Regions from separate parts of the Homo sapiens genome. Here region 1 is linked to region 2. Evidence: chromatin loops called from intact Hi-C (ENCODE). Cell type or tissue: dorsolateral prefrontal cortex. All regions are shown on one strand. Links, peaks and the distances in the headings refer to the core of each region. The heading gives the core; the rest is flanking DNA. Region 1 overlaps FYB1 (FYN binding protein 1). Region 2 has its middle 7.0 kb from the start of RICTOR.

Region 1 (12,208 bases), core at 4,201-9,200, 51 kb after region 2:
CACACACGTACACACACAAACACACCACGGAAAGAATGGTGCACAGAACAGAAATGACTGGTTAGAATAGAATGTGAGGGATCATTAATTCAAATGATCCCAAATCAGATTTGGATAGTATGTAATTGAAGCAGAAAAAAAAAACCCTCTCATTTTTAAGTAAGGGTTATATTTGAGTAATGCTGCTCAAGAGAAGGTTTCTTGTGTTTTCCTAGAATTTCAAGTGTACTCTTTATTGACTTGTTGCTTTGGTGTTTTACAAGCCAATTGGGAATGCTATATGGAATTAACATCTTATAAAGACTTGAGCTAAATGTGGTGAATTCATGAGCTAAATATAAAACAGAAAGATTTTCTTGTACCAGGGAATATGATTAAGATCTTTCAAATTCATATGTATGGAATTTATACTAAAGGATTATTTTTGGAATAGAAAGAGAAAAGTTATGCCTTAGATTTTATTTGGACAAACTTAAGATGTTTAGAATACTTTTAGTATAGGAAAAATTATTAATATATCATTAGAGTGTAATATAGTTAAAAGTCTTTAATTATTGTACTTAGAGAAAAAAATTCAAAATTATGTTCTTTATTTCAAACTATTAAAAAGAATGTATATTTTGAAGAGTATTCAATATAAAATACTATGCAGTAAAATGTGGCATTGGAATTGTGAGTTTTCAGATGTAATGCTATATTTTAAAAGGTCCTAGTAAATGGGTGTGTCAGTGTTTGTGTATGACTGTGTGGATGAGCGTGAGAGGGTATGTGTGCAATTATGTGTACATGTGTGTTTTTGTGCATTTTTGTGAAGAAAGTAAAATATATCTTTGAACTATATGATGATTTCTGAGTACTTGGCCTTCTTTTATGTAATGCAGGAGCTTAAAGGTGACACCATAAACGGGGCTAAGATGATTAACGGAAAATTGCATTAAGATGATTTAAGTCTATCAGAATTTGGTTATTGGTTATAGAATATTAGTAGCATTTGATTCAATACATATTAGTGTAGTTATTGTACACTGGATTTGGTTGGTTGACTCTTACGATGAACCTTCATTATTGTCTGAGTCAGAGACTTTAGGTTTCTCTCGTATACTTTTCTTTCTGTCATCTTTTCCCTTTAACATCTTCAAAATCCCCCAGGACCACGTATTACTCTTCTCTTGAACCTGTAGTGTGGAGCTTTGGAGCATGCAGGCATTGATCAGAATGTAATAATCAGCGGCAAGTGAAGACATTGTGTGGACATTCAGATTCTTTATAATCATTAATCATTACGGCCACATTAATCATTCAGGCAGTAAATAACTCATTTTATTGGACAAAATAGTGTTATTAAATTTACAGATCATGGTGATTGAATACTGCTCCTACGAACCTGATCATTTTTTTTTCTATCAAGTGAGAATTCTCCCACTTCTTAAAATGTGAAGCAAGTCCATAAGGATTAAGTTTCAAAGAACTGGATGTGGTGGCTCACCCCTGTGATCCTGGCACTTTGGGAAGCCAAAGTGGGAGGATTGCTTAAGCCCAGGAGTTTGAGACAAGCCTGGGCAACATAGCAAAACCTCATCTCTACTAAAAATAAAAAACATTAGCTGGGTGTGGTGGTGCACACCTGTGGTCCCAGCTGCTCAGAGGCTGAGGTAGGAGGATTGCTTGAGCCTGGGAGTTTGAGGCTGCAGTGAGCTATGATCCTACCACTGCATTCTAGCTGGGGCAACAGAGTGAGACCTGGTCTCAAAAAAAAAAAAAAAAAAAAAAAAGCTTGGACATCAATTTTGCTTTATTTATGATTAAAATGAAGTAATTAAGAAATCTTAGGCCAGGCACAGTGGCTCACGCCTGTAATCCCAGCACTTTGGGAGGCTAGGGCAGGCAGATCACCCGAGATCAGAAGTTCGAGACCAGCCTGACCAACATGGAGAAAACCCGTCTCTACTAAAAATATGAAATAACCCAGGCATGATGGCACATGCCTGTAATCCCAGCTACTTGGGAGGCTGAGGCAGGAGAATCATTTGAACCTGGGAGGCAGAGATTGCGGTGAGCCGAGATCGTGCCATTGCACTCTAGCCTGGGCAACAAGAGCAAAACTCAGGTCTCAAAAAAAAAAAAAAAAAAAAAAAAGAAATCTTAAACTTTTAAATATGCCATTTAAAATGGAAAAAGAAAATTTATTTTCTTATTGACCTAAAATATTTTTATGTTTATAAATTGTTATAATTATTATAAATGAACAGATAATTATTATTAAGTTAAAGGATTAAGTATTCAATACTGGTTCTGCCATAGGTAGCATAGGTCTCAATTTATTTGGGTTGCCTATATTATAATCATGTTATTACACAAGGGATAGCCATGCAACTGATAAACTCTTCAGGGATTGTTGTAAAAGTAAATTATTGATCAATAAAGACTTTATTAGGAAAGACTTAAAAAATATCCACAACTGCCAGTGCACTCCAGCCTGGGCGACAGAGTGAGACTCTGTCTCAAAAAAAAAAAAAAAAAAAAAAATACACAACACCTGTAATTTATCTTTTGTTTTCATTTCACTTGTTTTGCTGTAGTTATTGAAGTTCTTCCAAACAATCAAACACTTCGTTTGAAGTGTGGTGAAATTACACTTCCTGGTTTACAATTGCTGTTAATTAAACATTCAAATCATTTGGGGTAATGTGAGAAAGAACACTATTTTCCGCTTTTTATTTTAACTGGAAATCAAAACTAAATTTCAATGTATATATAATAATTTGCAAAAAGCAGTTCACTGATTATTCTTACCCATCATCAGCATCTTCCTCTTCAATCCCATCATAAATGTCATCATCTGGTGGTGGAGGGAATATCCCTTCATTTGGATTGGAGGAAAATCTTCTGTTAATTTTATAATTTGGCCATGTAATGCTCACTCAGATTTTAATTGTAAATCTTCCTTATTTAACTGCAGAGAGCATTTCACTTTCATGTAAACCATTTAAATAAAAACACTTTGTTGATTATTTTATAAAGAATTCTTAGGGGTGAAATTACAATAACAAAATGAGGGCTAAGAGGCACTGTGGACTTGAGTTGAAAGGAATGAGGGTGCAAAAACATGAGAAAAAGTAAACTTAAATAGGGCATGGAGTTAAATATTTATTGTGGAAAAAGAAGTGAGGAGGTGATACAAATCTAGCTAACTAGTTAATGGTGAGGAGACATTTAGGAAAAGATACTGATCAAGACACAAGAGAAGAAAAGCAATGGGATGAAAGGTGAATTTGTAAATATTGATGGTAGTTGAAACAGAAAGAAGTGAAAAGTGACTTTTAAAATACATATTTTTGAAAGTTAAACTGTTTCTGGTTTCATTTGTTATTCTATGCTCTTCAGGAAACTTGCAATTTGACAGATATTTACTTAACAATTGTTTATTGAGTAGTTTCTATGTGCAGGAATATGTAAAATGACCTTGAAATTTGACTTTTAGTATGAGAACTTTAGCACTGCAAGTGTTAGATCAAATCCCTTATTTTGTTGCTGGGAAATATAGGGGCCATTGAACTACAGTCAAGGTGACTAGATAGGTTATCATCTAAACAAAAACACTTCCAAAAGTGAAGGAGAATGCTGTTATTAATTGTGCTCTGATGACTGGAATAAGTCAAGACTGTCCTGAACACATTGGAGTGGAGTCACCATACCATCTGTAACAAACTTAAAAGAAAGAAGTGGCTTACTCTGAGTCACTTGCTGGCTAGCTCTAGAATCCAGTTTATTGACTCTCAAGCTAGTGTTCTTTCCATCGTATTAAGATCTCTCTCATTATTTGTAAACTAAAGCATTTTTTTCATTAATATACACAAACATGATGAAGGCTTATGAAGAAATTATTGATAAAAGTGCATGGTTTCCCATGCTCACATATTAGAATAATTAATATTGCTAAAAGGACCATATTACCCAAAGCAATTTACGAATTTAATGTAATCTCTATCAAAATACCAAAGTCATCTTTCACAGAATAGGAAAAACAATCCTTAAATTTGTATGAAATAAAAAAGAGCATTAATAGCCAAAGCAATCCTGAGCAAAAAGAATAAAGCTGGAAGCATCACACTCCCTGATTTTGTGTTGTAACCAATCAGCATACCGTTGGTATAAAAATAGAAACAAAAACCAATGAAACAGAAAACAGAACCCAGAAATAAAGTCACATATTTATAGCCAACTGATTTTAGAAAAAGGCACCAAGAACATACACTGGGGAAAAAACACCCTTATCAGTAAGTGGTGCTGGGAAAACTGGATATCCATATGGAAAAAGAATAAAACTAGGCGCCATCTCTCACCATATATAAAAATCAACTCAAGATAGATTAAGGATTTAAACATAAGACCTAAAAGTATAAAACAACTGTAAGAAAACATAGAGAAAACACTCCAAGACATTGGTCTAGGTAGAGATTTCATGACTAACACCCCAAAAGCACAGGCAACAAAAACAAAAATAGACAAATGGGATTATATTAAACTAAAAGCTTCTGTATGGCAAAGCAATCAACCAACAGAGTGAAGAGATGGCTTGTTGAATGGGAGAAAATATTTGCAAACTATTCATCTCAAAAGGGATGAGTATTCAGAATATACAAAAACTCAATCAATTCAACAGCAAAATTCCCAAACAATCCCATAAAAAGGTGGGCAAAGGATCTAAAAAGACATTTCTTAGAAGAAGACATACAAATGGCCAACAGGCATATGAAAAAATGCTCAACATCACTAATCATCTTACCCCAGTTAGAATGGCTGTTATCAAAAAGAAAAATAGTAACTGATGCTGGCAAGGATGTGGAAAAAAAGAAACTCATACTGTCGGTGGGAATATATATTCATACAGTCATTATGGAGATTTTTCAAAAAAACTAAAAATAGAACTATCATGCAATCCAGCAATCTCACTACTGGATATTTTTCTGAAGGAAAGAGAATCAGTATATCAAATGGATATTTGCATCCCCAAGTGTATTGCAGCACTATTCACAGTAGCAAAGATATAGAATCAACCTAATTATCATTGGATGAATGGATAAAGAAAATTTTGTCTATACGCAATGAAATACTATTTGGTCATAAAAAAAAAAGAATGAAATCATGTCATTTGCAGCAATATGGATGAAACTGGAAGTCATATTAAGTGGAATAAGCCAGATATAGAAAGACAAATACTGCATGTACTCACACATATGTGGGAGCTAAAAAAGTTTGTTTCATGGAGGTAGAGAGTAGAGTGATTGTTACCAGAGGCTGAGAGGGATGTAAGAATGTGTTTGGGGGGACATGAAGAGAGATTGGTGAATGGGTACAAGCATACAGTTAGATAGAAGGAATAAGTTCTAATGCTTAATAGTAGAGTAGGGTGACTATAATTAACAATAATACATTGTACATTTCAATATAGCCAGAAGTGAGAACTCGAAATGTTCTCAACACATAAAAATGATAAATGCTCATGATGATGGATAGCCTAAATACGCTGACTTGAACAATACACATTCTATGCATGTAACAAAATAACACATGTGCTCCATAAATACATGCCAATATATGTATCAATTGTAAAATGTCATTTTAAGAAGCGTGTGGCTTACCTCCACTTCCACTCTGACTGTGGCTAGAAAAGAAACCCAGAAATATTAAGTTAATCTATGAATTACTTAGCTATGAGGAAGAGAAGTACATATCCTGATTAGTTATTCAAAAGAGAAATAACATTCCAGTCGAAAGTTCTTAGAATGCTATATGTAAAGAGGAAAAAATGTTCCTTATCATCATAGATGGGTAATGACAAGGCAACAAAACAAAACAAATAAAAACAACAAGAATTAAGTTAATTATGCACTATATATGATATAGAAAATGATGATATTGTTTGCTTTTGACATTTTTGTATGAGGTTGTTTTCAGATGATACATTATGACATCATTCCATAGATGGACCATTAAAACAAGCCCCAAGGGTATTATTATTCCATAAGTCACATAGAGCAATTATTGTTGCATTAAATTAAATTATCTTTCAATATCTTTTGACCACAGCATTTTACTCCTAGTCTAATAGCAGTCATTTTTCTTTAAAGGGAGAACTTTAAAAAACTTGAAATCTCATTCAGGGGGCTTTTATCTGGTATGACTGCTGAATCTGTAAATCCAGATTGCCTGTGTTTCTTACTTACTTTCACATCATTCTATATTTTCTCTATTTTAGCATTTATGTTATAATTGTCTGTTTTCTTGCCTATATCTCCCACTAAAATGTGATTTCTGTGAGATCAAAGGAAATGTAGACTGTGAGAATGGAAAAAATCCCAGAAATCATCTCTTCAATTCCCTCATTATACAGAAAAGAAACCAGGCTCTGAGAAATTAAGTGACTTGACCACGCCCACTTTTACACCTAGCTGCACTCACTATACCCCCAGTTTTCTGCCAGCAACAGATATCAGTTTAATGTTAGTGTCTTAGAGGACAATTATATAGTACTCATATCTGATTTCCTAACGTTAAAAGTGGGTGAAAGAAATTGATCTGATGCAGATCTCCTGTTAAATTTGAAATAAAAACATAAAGTTGCTGTCAGGAACTTTGTAGGAAAACATGCTAGAAATGTCTTCCTATATAAATAAGGAACTGCTTTTTGAAGAAGTTGCAGTACACTGTCTGCTTGCTTATGTACCATTTTGACATTTATTTTTCCTGACTCTTCCCTCTGAGCATGATGCATGAAGCAGGCAGTTGGAATTATGTGAAGAGCTGCATTCTGCTTGGCTGCCACTCTTGGCAGATACTTTTCATCTTGGATTTTTATACCAATTTCCAAAGAACAGGGTTGTTGGAATAAGGAGCAAAGCTCCTGTTTTATTTCATGTCTAGAGCAATTATTCAACTTCCTAAAATGGCCTGTTTAGAACATTTGATGAAAACATTTGATGAAGTGAAGAAGAGGTAGAGAGAGCAGGATGTGACAGGAGACGAGAGGGAGAGAGAGAGATACATGGAAGGAAGAAGGTTTACTATGAAATGGTAGAGGGGTATTTGCATTTGCAATTCCCTTTTCTTCAATGTTTCATATTTACTGTAGATACTGCTTTAGTGGAGAAGGAAAAGAGAAGGACAGCTGTCAGGGGCTGTGCTTTGAAGCCTCAAAACTGCTCCCGGAGTTTGAAGCACTCACAGCCATTGCTCTTCACTCTAGGGAATCAGGAAAGAGCTGGTAGAGTGCCTGAGCCAGGAATCATGAGCAGGAGGGAGAAGATGATGCCTTCTCTTCTTATTCTTGCCAGGGCAAGCTGCCGGCTACACTCAGCATCTTCCCTTTTTCTAAGAACAAAGCATGTTCTGTTATGAGATCTCTGCCCGCAGCAGCTGCAGTTTCAAAAATAAAACATGTATAGAAATGTCTTCTTCTTTAATTTTCTTAGTAAGGGTGCATAAGAGAGGGCTAGATGCTAGTAAATATTGTGGGGCTATACTTGTTTAAGATACTGAGCATTAAAACCCTACAACTCTTCCAACTTCCTGCTTTTACTAAATATAAGATTCTTTTTTTGTTATATGTTTACTAAAGTAGAGCAGGTTTTTAGAGTCGTGGTATGTATGGATTCAATAAAATGGAAAAAGGTGATAATGCTAGTTTTGGGAAATATTCACCCAATATGGTTAAACAAAGTTTCATTCTAAGAACCTCATTGTTTTTTCTGGATTTGTTATTTTTTTCTTGAGTATGCACATCCATGTAAATATGCGCAAATAATGTAACTGGAATTCTTTCACCAAAAATTAAGGGAGTGTGCTTTTTAAAAAACAAAAGGCACACACAAAGTATATACATTGGTAATATGCTTGACATAGTCATGAAAATTCTGTAAGTTACAGAATGTGACGATTTGGAACTTCATCTGGCCTCAAAACTGGCATTTACTGACTCACACTAGGTCGATGTTTGACTAAAGTCAGTTAATGATCTCCAAACTCTAGTGCATGCATTGTATGTTTTGGTATATGTTGCATAATTTATGTTTAGAACATGGTAAGAAGGCATAGCCGGCTGTAATTCATTTTAGAAAGACAAAACTGCTAGAAAGCAGCATAACAAGCTTAACTGATACCATGATATAAAAGATCATAAGAGGAAAATTTAATTCTTCATGTGCTTTATAAGTGTATTACTAATTTGGTGTTTTAGAAATGGCTGACAATGAAGATTGTTTCCTTTGAAATTTGAGTTATGAAGAATGCAGACACAGTTTTACCCAGGTGAAGAGCTAGCACAGATGATGTTTTTTGGGATCACAATGGAGGTTTCCTAGTTTTATAAAGTAGTCATCAAAAAACTAAAGTTCTGAACTGGACCAGAGATTTTCCTCCTTTCAACTTGAGGGGATTATGGCTTTAAACTGAAAACGGAGGTGTTGGAGGAAAGAAGGAATGAAAGGAGAAAGGGAATGGAAAAGTACAAAAGAGACAAAAGAATGACAAAAAATCAGAGCTGGAACAAAGAGAAGAAGAGGAGAGATGGAGAGAGGAAAGAAGCAGAAGACTAAGAAAGGAAAGAAGAGAAGGAGAGGTACAAGGGAGGGATGGCCAATCTCCTCTCATTGGTCCTCCAGAAAGGATGTTCTATTCTGTTCCTCTATACCAGGAAGGTGTTCCCATAATTCTTGAAGTGAAGGTCATTTTAATCTAGTGGAATGGGCCGTGGAAAGTTGGACCCTTAATTGATACCTAGGGATCATAAAAAAACGGAGTTTTTACTTTTAAGGAGCAAACTGGGGTTGCCATAAAAATCATTTTTTGTCGTATTTTCAAAAAATAACAACAAATATATTTAGAATCAGAGATTTATGAGAAAAAATGGGCTAAATTTTATATTTTATGCTTCATATTTTACCAAATCATATTTCATTAGGCATATCCCTAAGATCAAGTCATAATGAACATTATAAAAGTGTTTTAGAATGAAAACACATTTTACAAGATCTGGCAAATGGCCCACTATATTTCAAGTAGTATTTGATGCATATAATCAAAAGAAAGACTATGGAGTTTCAAACGACCTTTCACCCATGTTGGGGTTATTGTAAGTGGTCATTTAGTTTAGTGATAGAGAGCAGTAGGAGTTATGGAGGGTAAAATTCTAGGATCTTAATATACAAAATTTCTGACAAGGAGACAGTTTGATCTGTTCTACAATACGTACTTGCACATACCTGCTAATATCATCCTGCTCTGCAACATCATCATATACTTCTTGGTCATCTTCAATAGGTCTTGAAGGGGCACCAAGAGAGTCTTTTTTCAGTTTCAAAGAATCATAGTCAATCTCTACAGCAGTTGTTTTAATATAGCCATCTACCAAAAAGGGAAATATTTATGTTCAGGCAACTGTAGTTTAAATATTTTAAAGTTGTGAATAAAATATCAATTGCACATTTGCTCTTTAAACTTTCCCCTGATTTATTTTCTTGTAGTTCTGATTTGTAGACCTCCCAAGTAGACCCAAATTTTACTGTACTCTGTCAAAGTCTAATCCTGTTGTAGTTTAATGTAAGCCTACCTTCTATTTTAAATATTCTAAAGTGATTCACATGAAGCATTTTTTCTTTTTAACATCAATGAAAAACCTAATGCTGTTCGTTCCTCCTGGAATAATATAAAACTGTACGTTGTTTCCCACAATATAGATAACAGATGAGGTGAAGACGGAACTATACCTGCCATTTAACATTTTCCTCCCTTTGTCCACTCTGTAAAGTACTCCTAACTCGATGCCTATGACGAGTTCTGGAGGAATATGTACATTGAATATTGCCTCGCAAAGAAAATACTTCGAAGCCATAGAGAAATTTGCACTCACATGAACCCCTTGCTGTTCTGCCCAACCATTTTCCTTCTGGGTTGTCTGTGATGCGGATGATTTCAATTTGCTCTCCTTGCTTGAAGCTCAGTTCATTCTTTCCTCCTTTGACATCACAACAAGCTTTTGCAAGATGGATGACTTGAATAGGGCCTGTTAGCTGCAAAGAGAAAAAAATAGTCACAAAAGATTTCCTTATAATTTAGAAAATCTTTAAGGAATGCAATTTTGAAAGATATAAGTCTACAACTTGCTAAGCTACCTATAACCAACATTTACAGGGTTTAACCAGAAATTGAGGGTGAATGTTTTTCTTATAGGAGGGGTTAGGGAAAAATCACAGGGGCCAAGCAGGACCAGCTAAGACAGGTGAACATGTGCATGGGGTCAGGAGAGTGAGGCAGGGATCTGTTGACTAGGAATTCTGCAAGAGGCCTGCAAAGGCAGCCCCCAATAACTGAACAGCGTTTATGTACAACAATCCATGCTGTGTGCTATGTATCTTTATGGAATATGCCAGGATTCTGTTCAGAAGATGGAGTTTTTTCCCCTTTGCATTGTTTGTAAAATTGGAGCAGACATTACCTGCTATAAACAAGATAACATTTCAGAAATAAGCTTGTAAATCAAATAATAGCAAGCAAATGTTACACGAGGTTTTTCAAATTAATATTCTGAACAGTATGGTGGCTTATTGATAGAAGGATAATGATGTTGGTTAGACTATGAATCCTAAACTCTTAATTTTCTAATCCTAAATTGGTGTCTTTTCAACAGAATTTCTTGAATCTTTTGATATGCAAATATGCATGACGACTTTTGAAGAAGCTCTACCTTTAATTTATTGAATTTATGATGGCATTAATTATAAACATTTATCATTATCATGTACCACTAAGAAATAAAGAAAATAATGTAAGTTAAGTTATGATATGCCATGATGCTGATGAGGCTCAGTTCTCATATTTATTTAATTTTTTTTACCTATTATCTATTATCATCTTGTGAAAGGAATATGGCTGGTGAAGTCCTAGTTTTGACAGACTTTTGAGTTCATATTTAATGGTATGATTTCCATATCCTATCTTTTCTTACTAAAAATATTATTTGAATGAATGAGATAATGTAAAGCTGAATTCTCCAGAAGAAACATGGAAAAACCCCACATAATTCCTTTAAATCTACAATTTCTTCATGGAAAGTATACTATATAGATTTTTGTTATTTTTTTTTGAGATGGAGTCTCGCTCTGTTGCCCAGGCTAGAGTGCCGAGGCCCGATCTCAGCTCACTGCAAGCTCTGCCTCCCAGGTTCATGCCATTCTCCTGCCTCAGCCTCCCAAGTAGCTGGGACTACAGGTGCCCGCCACCACGCCTGGCCAGTTTTTTGTATTTTTAGTAGATACTGAGTTTCACTGTGTTAGCCAGTATGGTCTCAATCTCCTGAACTCATGATCCACCCACCTCGGCCTCCCAAAGTGCTGGGATTACAGGCCTGAGCCACCACGCCTGGCCTACGATATAGATTTTCATAAATTAATTGAAATTAATTTTTCACTTGAAAAATATAAAGATTGGTAGTCATGCATTCTGTATAAGTAAAATGTTCTAATATTAATACGGTAATCATAATTTTACTTACATATAGCAAGCTTTTTCAAAATCAAATGAGAATCTTATGATACAGTGTATGCTCTGCATTATTTTAGTTCCATAACAAACTTTCTGGAGTAGTATCATTTATCCTTACTTAAAAGATTAAGAATCAGCGGCTCAGAGAAGTTAAGTGAGAAGCCCAAGATCACATAACTTGTATGTGCAACTGGAATTTGAATCAGTTTGTCTGGCTGACTTGATGCTATACATTTTCCTTGCACCATGCATTGAACCTTTGCTTTAATGCAATAAATATACCGGGAAGTTATATATAAATCATTTTTAAAGAAATTTGAACCACATATTAAATGCTCCAGAGGAATAAAAATACTTAAAGAAACCATACAGTGAATTCTTTTTGAAAGAATAATTTTGTAATTCAGATAATCACCCTAAATATGTCTGACATGCCAGACCCATGCCAGATGAGCCATGTCATCAAAGATGGTGTAGCCAGGAGAAAATAGCCCCTGAGTGTAGCGTTTACTGGTGGTAGTAATGGTAGAAAACACACAATTACCAGAGATCAGAGAATACAGAGGTCAGAATCCAGACAGACAAAGAGGGATGAGAAACAGCAGTTATCAGAAGTCAGCATGTACACAGACTTAAAGGCAACAATATAACTCATGTATAGATACTAGCA
Region 2 (12,208 bases), core at 3,259-8,258:
TAATACGTATGTGTACACACACACACACACACACACACACACACACACACACACACACACACACACACACACACACACACACCTGGCCACTGACCCAGCAGCTTTCTCTTGAACTACATTTACTTTAAAGAGAGGAGCGATTTGTCCTCTCCAGTTCCTCAGCTCATCTTTCTATTCCATGAGACTGAAAGTTAATTAAAAGTGGAGATCTAGCCTTAACCAGTTCTGTTTTCCCAGCTCCCAGTTAATGCAATATCTGGCACAAATAAGTATTCAATAAATATCTGTTGGATGAGTAAGTGCCCTGGATTTCTAATTTATTCCAATTCTCTGCTTACTTTAAAAAAGAAAAAAAAAGCAATATTGGGGATATTTGTTGAAGTTGTTAATAAGAGTGAACATTTGGAAACACTTAAATGACCAAAGGTAGGGATTATGTAAATTATGTCAACGATTAAAAGTGAAGAGGTAGACTTAGTAATAGGAAATAATGTTCATGATATTAAATCAAGCAAAATATTACAAATTTCCTGTTTTATAATAAAAGTTTAAATATGTACGAAATTAAAAATATACATTATAAAATATTTTATATGTACATGTATGTTGAAAAAAGTCTGAAAATATACATGAAAATGTTAGCTGATTTTCTCCCCTCATTTGTGGAATTACACGTGCACTTTTTTGTTCTTGTTTGCTTGTCTCTACTTTTTAAATATCCTATAGTTAATATATGTCATTTGTAAAATAAGTGGTAAGAAGAAAAATAAAAGGAACATAAAGTAGCATCATCTGGAAAATAAAATAGGAACACTGCTTCCTTAGAATATTGCCAATTATCTATATATTCCAGTTCTTTTTTTTTTTTTAAACCAAGTCTACAATCAGATATCTGCGGCTGATACTGCACTTAGATTTAAGGATGTAACACAATTACAGTACTTTAAAGAAATGTCTTCTGGCATTACCAGTAGTAGTTTTAATGTCAACAAGCGTGCTCCCTCCGTTATAGCTTTAAAAATCTTGGTGCAATTTATTTATTCTAGTTACTGCCTAAAACAAAAATCACAAAACTTGAGGTCTGGCAGAGGGTTGGATTTCAACCCTCCATGTATCACCACATTTCACCCTTAAAGAAAAGTAGAGATCTATCAGTAGAAATTATACCAGATTCTTACAGTTGTTCTGATTTTCAACAAATCTTTTATCATATTATAAAATCCCTCTATATTCTACATTAACTCCTTCCTAATACAATTTAACTTCATTTTCTCTCGGTGTTTTATGAAAGTTGAGTACAACTAATCTACTTTTAAGTTACTTGAGGTACATAAGTGCCTAAATCCAGTAGTATTTTAATCATTATAACTGTATGCTATTAAAGACAATTATTCAATTACTCTATTTCTTGCAGGAGAAAAAATTACATTCAATCTTTCATCGAAACTAGTTTTTTCTCTGTTACTATTTCAGTCGTTTGAGTGGTTAGGTTCTCCATATTTGCTCTTAGAGTGAATGGCAGGTCTGGTGAAAAGGAACAAGTTATTAGTGTTTGCAAGTGACACTCAACTAGGAAGCAGAAGTTTAGATAAATTTTAGTAAGGAATACATTTTATAATGTGTTTGCTTTTTAAACAGTAGCACTACTTTATTGTTTATAGTCAGATTGATACTTGTTAAAACCCCTAAATTTTCTTCTTTGATACTTGCCAATTGCTAGCTATTCCTCCTTTTGAAACTTCTTTTTCTTCCTTGCATCTTTTAGCCGACCCATATGACTTACTCATTTTGTTTACTTCTTACTACTTCTCCAATTTTTATTTTGATTCTAATCTGGTCATTGAGAATGTGACTTCCTCTTCTTAGTTTTCGTTTCCCAGCTAGGTTTCATTTGCTGTGTCAGTGACTGTTTTTTTTTTTCTGGTAGTATTAGTCATTGATAAAAAATGTTCTATAAGAAGATCGAGTCCAGGACCATACCTTTGGAAGATAACTGCTTAATTCTGAGGATACAATTACTCCATTCATAGTCACTCCCTTGGTTCTATTCTCTACCCTCCTGCATGCAGTTAATAATTCTAGTATATAACTAGAATTCTAGTAATAATTCTAGTATGTAAACCATATTTTATCGGTTTGGGATACAGTTGTAATACTGAACAGAAACAAAAGCCTTATCAAAATCTTAGTTCCCTTTAATCTCTCTGCCTTGGTACATAGGCCATTTGAAGATAAAGCAAGTAAAAAGCCACAAAATTTGGTCAGACTATTTCTTGGTAACTTCATAGTTAAACCGCACATTTGAGACATCTAAAGGCCATTTACACGACAAGCAATGAATTAAATTTAACAAATGTTACAATCCCATCCAGTGTTAATTATGTCTTGGTCACAGCAGAACAGAGCCCCTGAGTATTGTGTCTTTAAATTTTAATCTCTGTCCCAAAATCTCATATAAATTTCCTTTTAAATAATTCTTTAAAGAGACTCTCTATGACTAACAGTTTTAAATGAAGAATAAACCTATGTTTATGGAAGATGAAGATATGTTAAAAAATGAAATCTAGAAGGGTATGCAGTAAAATTTCAACAGTTATTATCTACAGATGGTAGAATTTGGAGTGATTTTTCTCTCCCGTTTTCTCATTTTACTTGTTCCCAAACAAATTTTTACTCATGAATTTTTTTAGGAAAACTATTTTAGAAAAATTTTGTTGGCTATTCTAAACCAAAATTATAAACAGTTGATTATAATAATGACTTACTTAACAGGTCATTATAAACAATCAAAATTATTTGTGCATCTGTTCATTAAAAAAAGAACTTTTGCACATACACTGCAATACATATATATTCACTTTTTAAATTAAATTAGAACTTAAAACATAAACACAAAATAAAAATGGTTAAAAGTAATTTTTAATGTTATTTTACTAATGACACGAATACAAAGCAATGGGGCTGAATATACTTCATTATTCTCGACATTTCTTGTTATATACTTTGTGATACTGAAATTTAAAAGTCTAGTTCTAAGAAGAGTTTATGTGGGTATAGGGTTTTAATAGCTGAGACCTCACAAAATGCAAAGTTAAAAATGGAAGAACTACTGTATTGGCCGCATTTCTAAACCATAAAACTCATTTTCCCATTTCGTCCACCCAGTGATACAAAAGCTTTTTGAAATGTAATTTGGCTAACAAATATCCATCTTCCCTAATGTCAATCAGTTTTCCTATCAAACTAGTAATTTGGCTAACAAATATTCATCTTGCCTAATGTCAATCAGTTTTCCTATCAAACTAGAAGACATAACATTTAGAAATTTTCAGCAAAATGGTTGCAAAACCATTTATCTGAAAGATTTTGAAGCAGATTGGGAAACTCTGTTCCCATGATTTTCAAGTGTGCAGATATGAAAATTTATATATGTGACACATTTATATTTTAAGTTTTTTCAGAAAAAAATCACAAAACTGAAACACTTTCAAATATCTGTTTTCTAAATGCTCTCATCCTAGCACAGGTTTTTTGGAAGTATTAAATTTCTTAGTTATTGTTATCACATCTACCTTGAAGGGAAATTTTTTTTTAATTTTTTTTAAAAAATCTGATAGGTAACATGCTACTCGAAGCCACCAGTCATCATGAAAAAAAAGCTTGCCACTAAATAAATAGTAAACACCTGTATAATACAAAAGATTTTCTTCACCTCTCATTTCAAAGTGTGTGAAAATTAAACTTTTTAAAAAGTCTTATTTATACAAAATTATCACATGTGGTACTATCTCTGTACTTCTGTATGAACTCCTTTTTAAATTGATGGGAACTGCTTCATCGATTTTCATAAAACATTGTTCTTATTAAGGAAGTTGTTTACTGATAAGGACACCTGGTATTTGGTACTTTTACTTTGATGGCACAGAAAAAAGCTTAACAGAATTAAGCCAACACCGTAAGCTAAGACATAGTTAGAAATATTTATTCTTTCATTCAACTGCACACACAGCAAAGCTTGTTCATAATGCTTATTTGTTCAAATGCCTTTTTCTTCAAATCTTCAGCCTTCCCCTGCCCCACCCCTTTTTCTGCTTTGGTTGACCAATAGGTTTGCGTTTTAGTTTTGTCAACAAATATTTTTCTCTGTTTTTTTTTTTTTATTCCCAGCCATTTTTTTAACCACAGTAGGAAATAGCACTATATTCCCAACTGATATGTTCCTTTTTGTCTGTTGCTAATAAGAAATCTTTCTCTTTTCACAGGACAGGGTGGCTCATGCTTGTAATCCCAGCAGTACGGGAGGCTGGGGCAGGAGGATCCTTTGAGCCCAAGAATTCCAGACTAGCCTAGGCAACGTAGCAAATCTCGTCTCTACTAAAATAGTAATAATAATAATAATAATAAGTTATCTAGCATGACGTCATGCTCTTGTAATCTCAGCTATTTGGGAGGCTGAGGTGGGAGGCTCACTTGAGCTCAGATTTTTCAAGGCTGCATTGAGCTATGATCACACCACTGCACTTCAGCCTGGGTAGTAAAGCAAGACCCTACCTTGAGAAAAAAGAAAAAAATCTGTCTTTTTGCAAAGTAATGGATTCAATATTGCATGACTTCTAACATCACAGAAAAAATACAGAAAATTATCTTTATTTTCTGTTTATGTTAAAAATATTTTGCTAATCTGGTAGCTTTATAATAGCTGACATCTCAAGGAGCAATATATAATTAGACTCAGATAATAGTGAAGGATAATGCATATAAATTCATATTTCACATAATTCTAATATTTTTAATTTTAAAAAATGTTGGCTGACATTGTGACATCTGATTGCATTATCATTGCTTTTTCCTTGTAATGAAGCTGATAAAGTGCTAAAATCAGAAGTATCAAGTCTGCCATATTTTAAAACCTGTACTGTGCTTTTATTATTTGTGTTACATACAATTTCTTTGCAAGATTCTTCTTAAGCCGTGTGTACATTTTGTGAGGAATAGTTTATAATATCCTCCTTAAATCCACTTACCTAGATAAAGTATATGGCCATATGCCAAAGTGGAGAGAATTCCTGAGTCTGTTGTGAATTCTTCTGAGTTGTAGAACTCCCAATCTTCCCTCAGAATACTTATATGACTCATGTCAATTTAACCTTCTGACAAGATGACAGCTCCATTGTTAATATGTATAATAAATATTAATAGTTTACCTTTTTCTTTCATTTCATTTCTTTTCTTTTTTCTGTTCTCTCTCTTTCTTTCTTTTTTTTTTTTTTGAAGGGGGCACGTAGGGGTAGGGGACTAAAAAAATTCCTCCAAATTCCTCCACAAAAAAAAAAAAATAACAAAATAGGACACTGAAGTCAGAGTGAGGAGCAGTGAGCAACTAGAAAACTGGAAAAAAGGTCCTCTCTAGCTATCTAGATCTGAAGACTAAGCCACTGCAAGGTAGGAAAGCAGAACATCAGGCTCTTGCGTTAAGTCCAGGATCCTAGAAGTGGACCAAAGTGGACCCAGGTTGGTAGTGCCCCCTGGCTTTCAGCAGTAGCAATTACAAATCCTTTTTGGGGAAAGTCCATTACTTCATCAGTTCCTAGGATCGTCACATATCAAGATCAAACAAATAAAAGCTCACATTCAAAGATCATTAAACTCATAGAAAAAACTGACTATGAGTAAGAATCCGTATAAATCAAAATAAACAGAATTCTATGCCAAGGACTTCAGATATTGATGATATGAAACAAAATACAAAGTAGCTATTCCATATTAAATAATTTTTTTCAAATGAATTTATTATTCTATCCATGATAGAATAATGATTGTTGGATGTACCTTCCTACAATAAACAATTGTTAATTTAGACAAATATATGAAACAGCAGTGTTTAGGCACTGGACAATAGTGTGGCACTATGACCTTGACATAAAAGGAGCAAAAAAGGTGAGTTTCACCTTCCCTCCAGCTTTGAAAATGCAACACAAAATTTGTGGAACCTAAACAGAGCAGCAGTCTCACGGAATGGAGGAAAGAAAAACTGAAGTCGAGATGAGGGGCATAATACCAGAGATGAGAGAGCTGTGCAAAGTAGGAGCTCCAGAAATCTGCACTGGGATCCCTTTGCTTATTTAGCTGAATTTTAAGCTGAACAATCATAGGGTAAGACTCAGTGAAACATGGCAAAGAACAGCCCCTGGGGGCTCTGAACTAAATGGAGATTCCAGAGGTTGCAGATTGCTGAAAGACATCCAACCGGCAAGTAAAGAGACTTTGGTGAACACTTTGAGTATGCAAGTAAGACACCCAAAAGGCTATACGTTAGGAAATGGGTTGCACTGAGATCCCACAAAGGCCATAACTTATCGAAAAGGATACATCAGTCCTAGAATAAGGCTGCTATAGATATACCTAAACAGAGTTCAAAGTCAAGCCCCAATAGGATCAAGCTGATCTCCCAATAAATTAACTAAAGAACAGGGTTTAAAACTAAACTCAAAAATACAACAACAATATTCCAACTCTCCGACAAATCACATTGGTAACGTTCAGCATACAGCAAAAATTTTATGAGATTTGAAAAATGAGGAAAATGTGACTCATCCTCATGAGAAAAAAATCAATTAAAAACAAGACCAGAGGCCGGGTACAGTGGCTCACGCCTGTAATCTCAGCACTTTGGGAGGCCGAGGCGGGCAGATCATGAGGTCAGGAGTTCGAGACCAGCCTGACCAACATGGTGAAACCCCGTCTTTACTAAAAATACAAAAATTAGCTATGCGTGGTGATGCATGCCTGTAATCCCAGCTACTCAGAAGACTGAGGCAGGAGAATCGCTTGAACCTGGGAGGCGGAGCTTGCGGTGAGCCGAGATCATGCCACTGCACTCCAGCCTAGGCAACTGAGTGAGACTTCATCTCAAAAAGAAACAAAACAAAACCAAAACCAAAAACCAAAAAACAAAAAACAAAAACCAAGACTAGAGAAAGCATGGACATTGGAATTAATAGAGTTTCATAAATATGATCAAAGATTTAAAAGAAATGTTGGACACAGTAAGTAAACAGATGGATACTCTCTAGAGAGAAATGTATTCTGTAAAAAATAACCAAGTGTGCATTTTAGAAATGAAAAACACTGTGCCAGAAATGATGATATATTAGTCAGAAATTCACTAAATGATGACAGATTGTACCCTAAAAAAGAAAAGGGTTGTGAATTTGAAGACAAACCAACAAAATGCATAGAGAAGAAAAAGACTGGGGAAATAAGGAAGAAGAAAAAGCCTTAGTAACCCATATAAAAAAAATCAGGCAGTCTGAAATATGTGTAACTGAAATCCCAGAAGCAGAGGAGAGAGAGATTGGGGCAGAGAAAATGAAGTAATAATGGATAAACCTCTAGCTAAATTGACCAAGAAAAAAGAGACAAGCAAGAAATAACAAATATCCAAAATGAAGGATGGGCCATTAGCATAGAACCTATAGATGTTAAAAGTATAGGAAGGGAATATTAACAACTTTATGCCAATAAATTTGTTAACTTAGATGAGGTGGACCAAATCCTTTAAAGACAGAAAACACCAAAGCTTACTCAAGAAGTTATTTGGTAGATATGCAAAATGATTATAAAGTTTATATAGAAAGGCAAAGGTCTAAAATTGTCAGCACAATACTAAAGAAACACTATCTGAATTCAAGACTTACTCTAATGCCAGAGTGAAGACAAGACAACTTTAGAGAAAGGATGTATATATAAACTAATAGGACAGAAATGTGTTAGTCTATTCTCACACTGCTATAAAGACATACCCAAGACTGGGTAGTTTATAGAGAAAAGAGGTTTAATTGACTCACAGTTTCTCAGGGCTGGGGAGGCCTCAGGAAACTTACAATCATGGCAGAAGGGGAAGAGGCACGTCTTAAATGGTGGCAGGCAAGACAGCAAATGAGCAAAGGGGGAAGCCCCTTATAAAACCATCATATCTTTTGAGAACTCAGTGACAATCATAAGAACTCCATGGGGGAAACTGACCCTGTGATCCAATTACTTCCCGTCAGGTCCTGCCTTCGACATGTGGGGATTATGGGAATTCCAATTCAAGATGAAATTTGGGTGGTGACACAGAGCAAAACCATATCATAAAGAGCTCACAAAGTATATATATTTAATTAATTATTGATGAAGGTACAAAGACAATTCATTGTAGAAAGAACAGTCCTTTTCAACAAATGGTGTTGGATCAATTGGCTATCCACATACATATAATGAACCTTGATCTGTATGTTACACTGTATGCAAAAATTTACTCAAAATGAATCATAAATCTAAATGTAAAATTGAAACTACACAACTTCTAGAAAAAAAATAGAAAAAATTTCTGTAGCCTTGAGTGGAAGAAAGGAGTTCTTAGATACTATACTAGAAACATGATCAATATGAGAAATAATTGATGGATTGAAGTCATCAAAAAGAAAAACTTCTGCCCCTAAAAAGACACTTTTAAGAGAATAAAAACAGAAGCCACAGACTGAGAAAATGTTTTCAAATCATGTATCTGATAAAGTAATTGTATGCAGGCTATATAAATACCTCTCAATACTCACTAATAGAAAACTAAACAATGAAAAAAATGGACAAAAACTTGAATAGACACTTCACCAAAAAAAATATACCCATGGAAAATAAGCATATAAACATTACTCAGTAAAATTAGTTATGAAGAATATGGTCATTAAAACCACAATAAGATATCACTACATACCTATTAGAAAGGCTTAAAAAGTACATAAAAGGAAAATACCAAAAATGGCAAAGATGTGGAACAAGTGCAACTCTCTCACACAAGAGAGGTGGGGACACAAAATAGCTCAGAGACTTTGGAAATCAGTCAGCCAGTTTCTTTTGAAGTTACACATGCACTTATCGTACAACTCAGCAATCCCACACCTAGGTGTTCCCCCAGTGAAATAATAACTTATGTTCACATGAAAATCTGGATGTGAGTATTTATAGGGGCTTTACTTGTTATTGCCAAAAACTAACAAACTAAAGTCAACCCAAATGTCTCTCAACTGGAGAATGGATAGACAAATTATGGAATAATTGTACATTTGAATACCACTTAGCATTAAAAAGGAACAGATTACTGAATCACAAAACAATATGCATGAATTTCTTTTTTTTTTTTTTTTTTTTTGAGATAGAGTTTCTCTCTTGTTGCCCAGGCTGGAGTGCAATGGTGTGATCTTGGCTCACCGCAAGTTCCTCCTCCCAGGTTCAAGCGATTCTCCTGCCTCAGCCTCCCAAGTAGCTGGGATTACAGGCATGTGCCACCACACCCGTCTAATTTTTTTTTTTTTTTTTTTTTGAGATGGAGTGTCACTCTGTAGTTCACTCTGGAGTGCAGTAGTGCTATCTTGGCTCACTGCAACTTTCGCTTCCCGGGTCCCAGTTCAAGCAATTCTCCTGCCTCAGCCTCCCAAGTAGCTGGGATTACAGGCACACGCCACCATGCCCAGCTAATTTTTGTATTTTTAGTAGAGACGGGGTTTCACTATGTTGGCCAGGCTGGTCTTGAAATCCTGACCTCGTGATCCAACAGCTTCGGCCTCCCAAAGTGCTGGGATTACAGGCGTGAGCCACCACGCCCGGCCTACAATATGCATGAATTTCAAATGTATTATGCTAAGTGAAAGGAGCCAGACTTAAAAGGCTCTATACTCTATAATTTTATGTATTTGACATTCTGGAAAAGGCATAACTATAGTGACAGCAAGATCAGTGGTGGCCAGGATCTTGGGTTGGGCAGTGGAGTTAACTATAACATGGCACAGTGTCATTTTTAGGAGTGATGAAATGAGTCAAATTCTTGGATACAGTGGGGGTTATGTGACTGTATGTGCTTGTTAAACTTACAGAACTGTATATTAAAAAGGGTAAATTTGCCTTATGTAATTTATACTTTAATAAAAATGGAAATAACAGAAGTCATTATTGCAAGCGGTAAAAAATTTATGGAGTACCAAATGAAAAGATCTAGCAGGATTCCAAGAAGGAAAGAATTGAGAGATCAAAGAAGATATAATATTTGAAAAGATTATGCATTTTCTGGGACTAGTGAAAGACAAAAATTAACAAATATAAGAGGGATAATATATGTAAATCAAGATAAATCAAGTGGACACTATATAGTGAAAGTACAGAACACTAAAAACACTAAAAACAAAGCAATCTTAAAAACAAGTGGAAAGGAAAGGCAAATAACTTGCAGAAATTACAATTAGAATAATTATGTAGTTTCCTCAACATAAATAATATGGAGAAAAAAGGAAAAATATCTTTAGAGTGCTGAAGAAAAATCAGTATCAACCAAAATTTCTGTATTTTTAATACCTATCTTCAATAAAAATGGAAAAATTAAGTTATTTCTATATAATCAAAACATCTGGGAATGGACTTCAAGATGGCCGACTAGAAGCATTTCATACTTGCCTCCTGCCCAAAGAAGAACCAAAATAGTGAATAATCACACTTTGAATGGATCATCCAAAGCAGAACACTGGAATTCAACAGGAAAGTGACAGAAAAACCTAAAGCAAGGAAGGAGAAAGAAGCGAGGCAGCCTTCTCAGCCAGGATTGTCTGGGAGTGGGGAATACAGGGAAAGGGTAAATGAGTGACCCCCTGCGGACTATGGTTCCACCATGACTTCTGCAATCCTAGTCACGGGAAAGAACCTAGACCCTTACAGGCCCTGAAACTAGCATGGGGAGCTACTTGGAGACGGCATAATGGCACTGCTCCAGGGAAGGAATTGTGCTGGGTCCCACATTCCCCCTGAGTCATAGACAGCTACAGTAAGGCACCATTTTGAAAGCCCAGCCCACGACAGACTAAGCACTGTCCTGGGGCCCAGTGGCACCAGAGCTGAAGTGTGAGTGAGGCTTAGGCTGTTGCCACAGAGGCTGAAACATGAGTGCGGTGCATGTTTTCCACCCACCAACTTAGGCTGCCATCATCGAAGGTGTCCCTGCCCTTCTCAGAGGCAGGGCTGCAGCACGGCCACTGCTTTGTCCAACTCCAGCATTCCGCTGGAGGCCTGGGGATTTCCCTGCTTCTGCCTAACATTGAAGGCACCTGTACACACAATTAGGGGGTCTGAGGACAAGCCTGCTTGGCCTGGCTTCAACCCCTCATGCCAGAGCATATAGTCTGGGAACCTGGGAACTGTCCAGTTCAATCCACCACTATTGGCACCTGAGCACTCTTCCCAGGGAGGCATGAGGTTGGGCCTACTCACCTGATGATACAACCACTGCTGGTACCTACCTGCATGCGCCACATTTGGGCTGGAGACTAGCCCATCCAGCCCATTGCAGCCACCACCAACACCAGCATGCACCACTTAGGACCCAGAGGGTTGTCCTGCCCCTGTGACTGACACTGCCCATCCCATGCTGGCTGCCTAGAGGCCTGAGAACCCCACTGCCTTCTTGGCCCACAACTGCCACTACTGACATCCAAGCAAGCCACTTTGAGGCGCGAGGATCAGCCAGCCTGGACCTGCTGACTCTGGTGCCAACATAAGCTGCTCAGGGGCCCAAGGACAGGCCTCAGCCCACCACTGCCACCACTGGGGCCCAAAGACTGGCCCACTTGGCATCCTAGTACTCAGCAAAACTTCACCACAGCCTCCATTAATAACCACATCCTATGTCACCAAGAAAATCAGATACCACTGACGCTATTTACAGCCAAAGAAATCATACAGAGTCTACACTCACGCATACACCCAGAATCAAAGCCAAGGTATGCCACCCAACCAACACCATAGATACATCTTCAAGAAAAAGTCCTCCCTTAAGAAAACAAATTCAAAAAATTGAAAGAAGTCTGTTATACCAGATGCACAGATATCAATGTAAATACACAGGAAACCTGAAAAAGCAAGGAAATATGATGCCTCCAATGGAACACAATAGTTCTTTAGCAAGAGACTCTAATTGATAAATTTACAAAAGCCCAGAAAAAAATGGCTGAATGGATTAAAACAAAAACAAAAAACATGACTCAACTAGATGTTGCCTACAAGAAACTCATCTCCTATATAAAGACATATATAGACTGTAAGTAAGGGGATGGAAAAAGATATTCCAAAAAAATGTGAACCAAAAGCAAGCAGGAATAACTATATATAGATTAAACAGACTTAAAGC

What was found. A loop is a pair of places that touch in the nucleus more often than their neighbours do. Peaks named below come from ENCODE experiments on the same cell type or tissue, not always from the same donor. Only the 100,000 strongest peaks of a DNase experiment are listed, where the experiment ranks them.
Region 1: it touches region 2 in a loop (2.1-fold over the local background); 6 of 110 quality-filtered maps call a loop at or near these places.

Annotation. Positions count from the first base shown.
Region 1 is chr5:39,124,948-39,137,155 of GRCh38, forward strand. FYB1 (FYN binding protein 1) reads right to left here. Exons shown (of 19, transcript NM_001465.6): 8 at 9,908-10,067; 9 at 9,261-9,402; 10 at 5,643-5,665; 11 at 2,794-2,860; 12 at 1,051-1,188. Among named protein-coding and RNA genes, the nearest start is that of RICTOR, 57 kb to the left of the region's middle. In dorsolateral prefrontal cortex, for the core only: no CTCF peak of the experiment used is centred there; a DNase peak (open chromatin) is centred at 7,287; H3K4me3 peaks cover 655 bases; H3K27ac peaks cover 3,273 bases.
Region 2 is chr5:39,075,271-39,087,478 of GRCh38, forward strand. No RefSeq gene overlaps it. Among named protein-coding and RNA genes, the nearest start is that of RICTOR, 7.0 kb to the left of the region's middle. RefSeq lists an enhancer at 1,878-1,977. In dorsolateral prefrontal cortex, for the core only: a CTCF peak has its summit at 5,528; a DNase peak (open chromatin) is centred at 5,513; H3K4me3 peaks cover 1,420 bases; H3K27ac peaks cover 2,865 bases.